2 separate regions of the Homo sapiens genome follow, and region 2 is linked to region 1. A link is a contact called in ENCODE Hi-C or POLR2A ChIA-PET data. All regions are on one chromosome and are shown on one strand. Each heading gives the region's core, a stretch centred on a gene start or an enhancer-like site at or near the end of the contact. The rest is flanking DNA. Distances are from core to core; before and after follow the strand shown. Region 1 overlaps OTX2-AS1 (OTX2 antisense RNA 1). Region 2 has its middle 210 kb from the start of EXOC5.

The links. A loop is a pair of places that touch in the nucleus more often than their neighbours do. ChIA-PET counts read pairs that join two places held with the same protein, here RNA polymerase II (POLR2A). Pooled maps may share reads with other maps.
Region 2: a loop to region 1 is called in a map of K562, with 2.8 times the contacts of the local background. The contact joins two enhancer-like sites. A Hi-C loop is called at or near these places in 2 of 168 maps with a recorded cell type or tissue (Caco-2 and K562), 2 of 37 single-sample maps with no recorded cell type and 4 of 50 pooled maps. POLR2A ChIA-PET finds 5 or more read pairs at or near these places in 3 of 52 experiments (B cell, H1 and activated T-cell).

Annotation. Positions count from the first base shown.
Region 1 is chr14:56,883,602-56,888,789 of GRCh38, reverse strand. All of the region lies in intron 1 of OTX2-AS1 (OTX2 antisense RNA 1), which reads right to left. Among named protein-coding and RNA genes, the nearest start is that of OTX2-AS1, 73 kb to the right of the region's middle. Within about 2 kb of position 2,174, at least 2 of the 41 ENCODE cell types and tissues checked have a DNase peak (open chromatin) inside an H3K27ac peak, as active enhancers do.
Region 2 is chr14:57,058,307-57,063,494 of GRCh38, reverse strand. No RefSeq gene overlaps it. Among named protein-coding and RNA genes, the nearest start is that of EXOC5, 210 kb to the left of the region's middle. RefSeq lists an enhancer at 2,298-3,497. Within about 2 kb of position 2,759, at least 2 of the 41 ENCODE cell types and tissues checked have a DNase peak (open chromatin) inside an H3K27ac peak, as active enhancers do.

The DNA.
Region 1 (5,188 bases), core at 925-3,424:
AAAAAGTGGCATTGTCCATGAAAAGATTTAGTGAGGGATGAAGAAATTTCTTGAACCTAAAGACCTAATCTGGTGATCCAATTCTCCCCACTGTGTCCATTCCCGTGAAACTCCATTTACTTGCCCCTATCCGTCACTAGCTCCCTGCATCCTACCTAGCCAATCCTCTAGGTTTCCCACATTGTCTCCTCTTTTGTCTTTTCAGTCTAAACAGAAGAACAACAGATAGGGTTCTGAAGGGCAGGGAGCATCAGGAGCTGCAGGAGAATGGCTGAGATGAGGGTCAGAGTCCTGCCCCTACTGCCAACAGTTACTAGGGTTTGTGCTGCCCGGCTGAACAGTGTTCAAAGGCTTTGCTGGGCTTTGTTCCACTGTGTAGGGATTAGGCCTGGCGGTCTGAGAATTTGCCTTCTAATTAAAAAGGATAAAAGATAGAAGTAGCATTAGACTAAAACAGAGCAGTGATACTTCACAGGCTGATTTTTTTTTAAAGTCACAAGACAACACTAAAAGTTGTCAGGATATTTTATTTCTTTAGGATTCCGCTCAAATTAAGAGAAAACTTTGCAAACTCTTCCCAGCTGTTGTGCATGGCACATGGAAGTCTAATTGCATCTAAAATATCTGCTGTTTACAGTGAGACTGTTTTGGTGGGGGATTTGCAGTCAGCATTGGAGAATGAAGGCTGCTTCCAGAGCCACTTTCCTCTTTTTCAAATGCTGGCAAGAAATTAATTCTACCAAAAGTGATTTCTGCTTTTCACTCCACCCCAGTGTGCCTTGCTCTCAAGCTTTCCAATGCCTACTCTACCTATTCTCTTCAAGGATCAATCATTCTTTTCATCTCCTTGCAGCTGTATACACTATCTTAACCAGGTGTGAAATGCAATTAAGAAATAATTCTGACCTCACAGTCTTTTTTTTCTTAATAGCAATCTGATGGAGGGCAATTTTTTAATCTTTCACATCATCACTGTGGACAGTAAATGCAATTCTGTGCCTACATTTTGTTAAGAAAGGAGCCATCTACAGATCCAGGGGAAGACTGGCAGCATCCAAACAGATGATGCATCATCTTAAAACACGATTGCTTGCCATCCACTGTGGCTCTTTTTGTCGTGTATAAAGAGCTATATGCTTTCAGGAGAAGCACAACTCACACTTGTTGAATTAAACAAGAGGCTCGGGTGTTTTGCCAAGTACTCCAGAGACTGGTTCTACTCTCACACAGGAAGAAATTTGAGGTGAGAATTTCTGTTAGAAATGCTGATGAGATTATATACATTAGTTGAGGTGTTTTTTTTTTTAAGAGGGAAAAAAGGGAGGAAAGAGTTTTGTGGAGGACTTCAGAGCTTTCAAAGCCACTGAGCTCAGATTGCATACAAGTATAAAGGAATGCTCTCTTGTTCCCACAAAGCTCATGTTACGTCATGAAGCTAAAGGACTGCATTTCTTATTTTCCACTTTTCTTATTTTTGTTTTCAATTTGCCCAGTGTAAACAAGTAATGTTCCCTTAGTAAATGAATTTTTTTCTTAAGTATGAGATTATAATGGGACTAATCTGTGTATTTCAGGACACACAGAAGCACGTTCCTGTTCACTTTTTAGAAAAATCCATAATGTTTTTAGCTTTATTTTATTCACTTGATCTAGTTACCAGTTGACTATATTGGGCAGACACGGAAACGTGGAAATCTGCGGAAGAGCACAGAGCCATCTCACTATTTAGTGCATAAATTTTGGGGCAAAGTCTGTGACTATCGTTTTCATCAGAAGATGTTCAGTAGTTCTAATTTTTTTAATTTTGGCTTTTTAAAAACTGTAATGCCTGACTGGAATTAGTACATCAGCGGCTGTATTTTTTAAGTGTCTGAATTACGTTAGGCAACTATACTAAATATTTACGAAACAATGCTTGCGAAATAATCCGTATTGATTTCCATCATAAGCTGTGTGTAAAAGAATAAAAAGGTTCTCTCCAGTTCTGAGTTCAGGGACAGCCATGGTAATTTATGTTAAGTTTCAGTCCCTTCTTTTATTTTTGTCTTTTTGAGATGACCATTCCCCCTGCTGATTTTCCAAATGTAGCAAAGCTGGATCTACTAGTTCCACTCTAAAGAAAACAAAGATAATAATCTGATTTAGACATTGAAGAACATCAGTATGAATGGCAACAGTAGTAGAGAACAGTGAGTCAACATTTCTCTCTTTCCAGTTCAGCTTCTCTTTAGCATTTAAAATATGTCAGCCAGTAGTACAAAGCCAAACCATTAAAAGAATGTAATTCACAATATTTTGGCTTCTATTTTTCACCAGCTTCTGAGTAATATATTGTACAAGAAAGGGGCCTTTGTTGTGTTTATAATACATGTATAACCTGGTGGGAAGCCGAATAAAAAATGTATATTATTTGCATAACTTGAACTAAAGAACCTAGTGCATTATTGGGTCTTGAATGTCTTAAATTTAAGTGAGCTGGCTTAAGAGTAATATTACTCTATTACTGTTCTGTAATTCATATAATGAAATCATACAGCTAAAAAAAATTTAAGGTTTTAACAATGATAAGTGGAACCTGATTTTTGAACTCCTTTTTAATGAAAACAGTAATTTATAAACTGGCACATATGTGCCCTTTTTTGTTTGCTGACAATAAAAGTCTGTTGCATTTGTATCCTTTCATCTGCTCTCCCCTCTGTGCATGTAAGAGAAGCCAATTTAGCCTAATGGATGTTACAGGAATGCTAGGCACCAAGGACAAACAGCCTCATGGAAAATCAACGGATCCGCTTCCCAGACAAGACCATTGGAATGCCTGGAGCTCCATGTAATTTTCTGTGTCCTGACAACCTCCCCAACCTGAGTTTCCTTCAAGCCCACCACCTGAGCCATCTGAGCAAGTTGAGCTAGGCTGAAGCTCCAATGCTGTCACACTTTGTATTGTATATAGAACAAGAATAGATGGACTTCCCCTTATGTGGGTGGTACTAGTCATCTTTAATTCTTATGGGTGAGGGAAGTTTTCCTTTAGTAGAAACATAAACACATAGCAATGCCCCTTTCCCCACTCAGGAGATGTGCATTCACTTTTAAAATAGCTGCTGTTATTTAGTATTCATATATGTAGAATAGGCTCTTAAATGCTTCTAATAACAGTATCATAGAAGTTCACATTGCCTGCCTGGCTGAGTATCCTAACTTACAGCTAAAGAGAGATTGTTCTCTAGCTCTATTTGGAAATAAAGGATGTGGTGTATGACCAGATGTTGGAAGCCTCCCTTCTTGTAATATCAAATAAGTATAATTATAATATATGTTAACTATTTACAATCACTAAAATGTTTCTTGGAAAGACTAGGAATGACTAAATTAGTAAACTAATAGAATGAAAAATAAAAATGGTCAAATGTATAGAAGCAAAGAGAAATTGTCTGAAATAAGATATTACACATTGAAATATTTATAGTATCTATTATCAAATAAATGCAAATGTCAAATACAAACTACATTATCTTTTATTAATGACTTTAAGTATATATTTTTAAAATGTTAAACCACTCATATGGAGCCAGTGAAAAGTTTTCTACCTAGTGTAGTTTTTTCTACAGTTGATGGAGTATATCTCCTTCCTGAGAATGTGATGCTACAGGCATAATTGTAATAAATTGTTAACTCTGTAATCTAAAAAACTATACTGAGAATGTAATATCTAACTATTTTTAATCTTCCTTTTTAAAAGCAAAGTCTGAAACATATCAGCTCAGTTGCAATCATCCTTTAAAAAGATTAAAGCCATCAACCTAGTTCTACAAATGGCAACCTAAAGATCCTTCTGCTTTTTGTTTCTGGAAGGAGAGGGATGGGGGAGGGGAGAATTTGGAGAGGAGGTGTTGGCTTGAAAAATAGGCTTGGACGAGTTGCAAGCTCTGAAAACAGATTTCTTTATCTGCAAGCCAGGTTGGAGCGCATCCCCAGCTTGCTATTCTGAGCCACCTCGTCCAGTTGAGAAGACTGCCATCTCTAGGATGGCGTATGAGCGGGATGCTTTTTCACTTCCACGGCTCTGGACTTTTTTCTGTCTTAGGTCTCTCCTAAGCAGGAAAATGCCAGTTTTGCCAATCTGTGTTCTTGGTGATATGGACTACCATCTATCTGTGTGGGGCTGGGATCACAAACGTCCTTTCATTGGCAATATGATCTGGATTGGGACCAAGGTCATAAGGTAAATAGCCAGTGCTTTATCCTATCAGCCAAGTCCTTGATAAGGGGTGCTCTTTGATGTTGAGAATGATAGTTGGCTTTTTCAGAACTAATATCCAAAACAGTAATACATAATGCATTTGTTTCTATCTTACAGCTGCTGATACATGGTTGAAGGTTAATTTAAAGATTATTTAATGACAAGAGCTACTTTAATTCAATCAAATGCTTCAGAAAACAAAAATTATCCTCTACTAATGAAAAAAAAATTGTAAGCAAATACATCTACAATTTTCAACATCTTCCCAATTCATTATATTTCTTCTTTTAATACAAGCCAGTAGCTGGCTGGGTTGAATCCTTCTTACTGATGATGGCTCTCTCTCCATGGCTGCATTATGGTTGAATTATTTACAGTACACAATGCCCCTTGTACAGGGCATAAAGACTTCTACTGATGCAGAGAATGATTCTATCTACTATATTGGTAATAACTGGCTTCCACCCTGATGGCTAATTGTGATGAAAAAAAGCTCCATTTCTTCACATCCTTTGGTTCTGAAGATCCTGTCTCTTCTTTGCTTAACTGAACCACATGAACATGGAGCACATAACGTGTTTGCTTTTCCACAGGCTTGTGTCAGACGCTTTATCAGGGCAAATACTATGCACATTACCCATGATTTTTGCAGTTTTTTTCTTGATAAATTTATTGCTTCATCTGGGCAGCCTGCTAACCTGATCCTTTACCATTTCTCCTGCGACACATGGTTTTGCTGAACTTAACCCTGACTGGATTTCCAAAGATGTTAGGAAGAGAACTAACAAAAATGTGGGTGAAGGAACAAAAAAATAGAGATCTGAAGGCTGAAGTTCATAGCAAGTGATAGGTTACATCAACTTGGATGCCAGATATATACAAAAATCAGGGGCTGAAAAACATCTACTCTCCTTTTATAAAAAGAGGATAAGCCACATTATTTAACTA
Region 2 (5,188 bases), core at 1,510-4,009, 170 kb before region 1:
GTTATACAGATGCAGATTTTAAAGGTTTCCTCCAAATTTTCACTGATGTTTTCAATCTCTAGTACTTACAACATTATATTAAACAATTTTTAAGATTTTTAATTTTTTTCATGGAGGAAGGGCTTGTTTTTTAGCTTTTCGAATTGTCACATTTTAAAAACAAAAATTGCCTATGACACACAAGTCCTCCTTTTTCTTCTAGCTGCTGTACCCACCACTGACCACCCTCTGTGAATACCTTTTCTGTGTATTTTCTGGCCTCTCTTCCCGAGACGTTTTCTGGTTGCTCCCCCCTCACTTCTCTGGTCTTGTATGATTGCATCTAAATGTTGCTATCTGTCAGAGGTCTTTGCCTACTTCTACTGAGGCATCTACAGTGTGTTTCAAAATCCCTACTTAGTTGATTTAGTTTTCTCACATCTCAAAACTAGTGTATCCGAAATTAGCCGGGCATCGTGGTGCACGTCTGTAGTCCCAGCTACTCTGGAGGCTGAGGCACAAGAATCGCTTGAACCCAGGAGGCAGAGGTTGCTGTGAGCTGAGATCATGCCACTGCACTCCAGCCTGGGTGACAGAGCGAGACCCTGTCTCAAAAAACCCCCCCCCAAAAACAGCAACAAAAAAGCTGTATCAAATATGGAATTTGCTCTCTTCTAAACGTGCTTCCTTTTCTGCTCACCCTTTCTCTGCCAGTGTTACCATTTTCCAACCTCCCCGCTGAAATGGTACCACATTTTCCAGGTTTTCTGCCTACTTTTCCAATACTTCTTTCTCAGTCTCTTTTGTCAATCTTCTTCTGCAGCTCACTCCCTGAACATCAGTGTTAGCTGGAGTTCTGTCCCAGCTTCTTCTTTCTTGTCATCCCATTTGGTTTTCCATGGTGAGCTCTCTCAAACCTGTGTCTCCAGCCCAGATCCCGAAATCACTGTGTCCAACACTGTATTCATCATTTCTCCCCAATGCCACCCTCTCCCCACTCACCACATGCACCTTTTTGTGTATTCAGTGGCTAGAATGAATGCCTAGGCATCCACTCCAGAAATCTGGGAATCACCCTTGACTCCTTCCCGTACTCGCTTCCCACACTCGGTCAGTCCTGTCAATCAGAACTCCTTTGTGTCTCTGGAGCATATACTCTTCTCTCAACCCCTGTTACCAGAGCCTTATTTTAGGCCCTCATCAATTTTCATCTGGATTTCCAAGGTATCATCTTGGTTAATACTTGTATCAGCCCATTTTCCAGAAGAAAAAAACTGAAGCTTAATGACATTAAGTAATTATTGCTTATGATGACACTTGCTGGTACCAAGATTTGAACATAGGAAGTCCAGCTCTAGGATCCTCACTCTTAAGCACAAATTATACCACGTCTCTGTTTTGGGAAAAGGAAGGGGGCAATTAGATGGTATATTCTATTTCTTTGCTACTCAAGTGTGGGCCAGAGACCTGCAACATCACATTATCAGGGACTTTGCTAAAAATGCTGAATCTCAGAGCCGCCTAGGCCTCCTGAATCAGAATCTGCATTTACCAACATGTCCAGGTGTTTCATGTGCTTGTGAAGCGCTGCTCTAGTGCAGGTGTGAAGAGTACTGTGTAAGTGCATGTAATTAAACCCAACACTAGCCTTCAGGCCCCCATTCTTAAATTTCCTCTCAAATAGACTTATCTGTGGTTTGAGGTAAAAATTTTTGTTTTAAGACAGAAGCACTTCTAACCAATGGCAATGCATCTTTCTAACACAGCTTAAAGAAAGCTTTGGGGACACATAAGAAGAGAAGTGGGGAACTGGGGTCACAGCTGTGTGACCTGAAGTATATTTGCTCACTCCGGGATGCCAGCTCCAGGTCCCGCCATACCCTGCACTGTTTTCTACCAGTGCTAACAGGGGAAGGAGTACATAAAGGCATTTCTAAGAGGGTGGCTAATATGGAGGGGAAATATAGCGCCACCCATAGATTTCTTACACTGGCCTGATGACTGAGTCATACTCATTTATAGTCATGAAACAGAGGAGAATAACCAAGACTCGAGTGCACAGTGAGTTGGCAATAGATGTAATCATAAGACCCAAGAATTCCTAGCTCTTATTCCCTGGCTCTAGCTATGGGACCACACACGTGAAATCATCTTTTTTACAGATTATTGAGTCCCCCCTTACAAAAATCTTGCCCTGGGACCCCTTGTCTCCATCCCTGAGGCTATGCACATGGAGGAAATCATGAATGCCACCTCATCTGCTGTGTAGGGGAAAGATTTACTTTCTGTATTTGCACTGACATCTACAGTCTGTGTCTATAGTCTTTGATGCCTCAGAACTATATCCAAAGGCTGCCATTGTCTTACAGCTTATGTAAGAAAATCCTTATCTTGGCTTTACAATTAACACAGAAGTGCTAAATGGCAATATTGATGAGTTTGAGAAAAGAACCAGAAATCTAGGGAAAATGTGAATGAATCTCTTTTTTTAAAAGGCAGGCTTAGTGAAATTTGTACCACTGGATCCAATCCCATTGAAACGGGTTGTAAAAAAATAAAGTTTCCATGCTGCTAAGCTGCTTTTATGTGGCCGTGGCATCTCTGCACGCAGCTTGTATGTGTGGGATGCTTCAGTTCCAAGTCAAGCTTGTGCAAAGGTAGACCTCAGATCTGCTGTCTGCACTTAGGCGTCTTCCAAGAGAAACACCCGCCAACTCAATCATTGTCTGACTAAGAGAACCTGGAGTCCTCAGATAGGGAAAAACGAAAAGTTAAATCAAGCAGTTTCATACATACCTGTGACTCATTGTGAAACCCAAGCTGCAGAAAACTGACAGCAGGAACAGAGAATGCTGACCTAGTTTGCCAGAACAAAGGTAGGATTTACTTTTTTGGTTGTGAATTTTTGTTTCTTTATCAAAACAGAGGAGTTTAATGAACATTAGTTCTTAAGGAAACAGGAGGCAGATAACTGAGGGTGGAGCCGGGTCTCCTTTATCCTCCCTCTTCCCTGCCTGGCCCAGTCACTAGGCCTCAGCTGAAACCTTCAAAACCCTTATCTGCCCACTGAAGTGGCAGACTTCTTTAACCTTTGACCTAAATTGTGTTTGAACTTTCATCTTGAGGAAGCAAAGTTTTAACATTAAGCCACTAAAGACTTCAAAAGCCCTGGATTTATGTCCTGTTCTTTAGCAAGAATCCCAATACCCTTGTCTTTGACCAACAAATAAAGTGGGGCTTGTTTGTCCCAATTCTAGTAGTGATATGCTAGGTGAAGAATAATAATCAAGAGGAGGGTATTTATAGCGCTTGATGCATTTTAATAGATAAGCTTCCCAAGAAACAAATCAAAGGAAATATTTCCCTACAGTTTTCAAGACTTTTTATTTGGAGTTCTTATTTTTATTCACAGAATAAATGTGAACATTACTTAAGAAAGACTTTCATTTCTGCCTCTCTGAGAGTATCTAAGGAATTTTAAAGTAAGTCATGTTAATATTTTGGGGTCCAAATTGAGAAAGTCCAAAAGTCACAATACAATATCTCACAATCTCTTTAGAGCCAGTTGCATTTGAAAAAACAATGACTATTTTAATGGATCGTCCTTTATATTCTCGCCTAAATTCACAGAGGATTTGCATTTAGCCATAAACATGCTCAGATGAGGACATGCCTTAAAGAGAGTATCTGAAGGGCAAAGTAAGTCTGAGAGGATTAACAGCAGAATAAAATCCAGATTAAATCAGATAACCAAGGAAAAATTAGTAGAAGAACTAGAAACATTTTAATGTCTGTAACAGGGAAACACCACCCTCAGTGCCCTGAAAAAAGAGGGATGCCCAACAGATTTAAATCAAAGGCCAAAACTTACTTTGATTTATATCTGTAACTCTTATGACTTGCTCTTTTATAAAAAAAAATTTTTACATTAATTTTATTTGTCCTGTCAATTAAAGTAACTGAGGCTGCCAAAACACTGTCATTTCTTATAACTGATTACTCTCCCCTTCCCATGGCTGTCATATGTGTCTCAAGTGTATTTGTCTTTGGAATGTTGTTCCTTTATTGCCTTTTGTGGGACCTGTCTTGCTCTGGCATTTTTACTGTGGTAGACACATTGCTATATTACAGTAAGCCAAAGGTCATCTACACAGCCATCAATTCTAAGAATAATTTTTTGGTTAATAAAAGTAATTTTCTTAGCTGAGGGCTACTTGCTGTGAGGAGGATTTATATTTGCCAAATCACATTTTCTAGAAAGTGATAGAATGTCAACCATCGAACTATAATTTTTGATGCTATAATAGTTTGTTAAAAACCAAATTTTCTTTCTTTAATGTGGCTTTTGAATACAGTAAGAAAGTTGAGTGAGGGTAAGTGACATGATGAAGCAAAAACATGTTTTGGGAAAATGTGTAACAAATGTTATTTGCTTCCTGGCTTAGAAAGCACCTAGGCAGAGAGAACAGAGGGAGTGTGTTGATTAAGAGCAGGAGTTGGAGCTACAGAGATATGGAATGGAAAACTGTCTCAGCCATCTGCAGTGATCCTAGACAACTTAATTAACTTCTCTCAGCTGGGGCTTTTTCATCTGTAAAATGGGCATGGCAATAGTACCTACCTCCTAGGTTTATTTGGAGAAAGAAATGGGATTTGCACAAAAAGCGTTTGGGTCTGTAAATGTGTATCTGCCAGGCAAGGCTGCTTATACAGCATTGACACACAGCCCCACATTCTCAAGGGCTTAAAACAACTGAGAAGCTCTTGTTGATGCTGATGTCCACTGCAGATTTGTGGGGTGCCAGTGGTTGTCTGCCCATCGAAGTCATTCCGGGATCCAGGCGATGGAGCAGCCACCCCTCAGATTTTGTTGTTTACATGCAGAGGAGAAGTGCAGTCTGCAGTTTTTCTTCCAGCAATTATGAAAAGCTCAGCCTACAAGTGACACATATCACCTATCATCAAACTTCATTGGCCAGAACCAGTCTTATGACCCCACCTACTCACACGGGGCAAGAAGGCGGATGTACCGGAGGCAGAGAGCTGGAAATAGTTGAACAGCACTAATGGAGACCACAAATATATTTTATACATACAAAGGTGGGAGGAGAGAGAGAACCCAATTCACTCTCTTTCTATAGGTGAAGCAGAGAGAGTTACTCCAGATCAGTGTCCAAGTACCATGATCGCAGTCAGGCAACCAGACAGC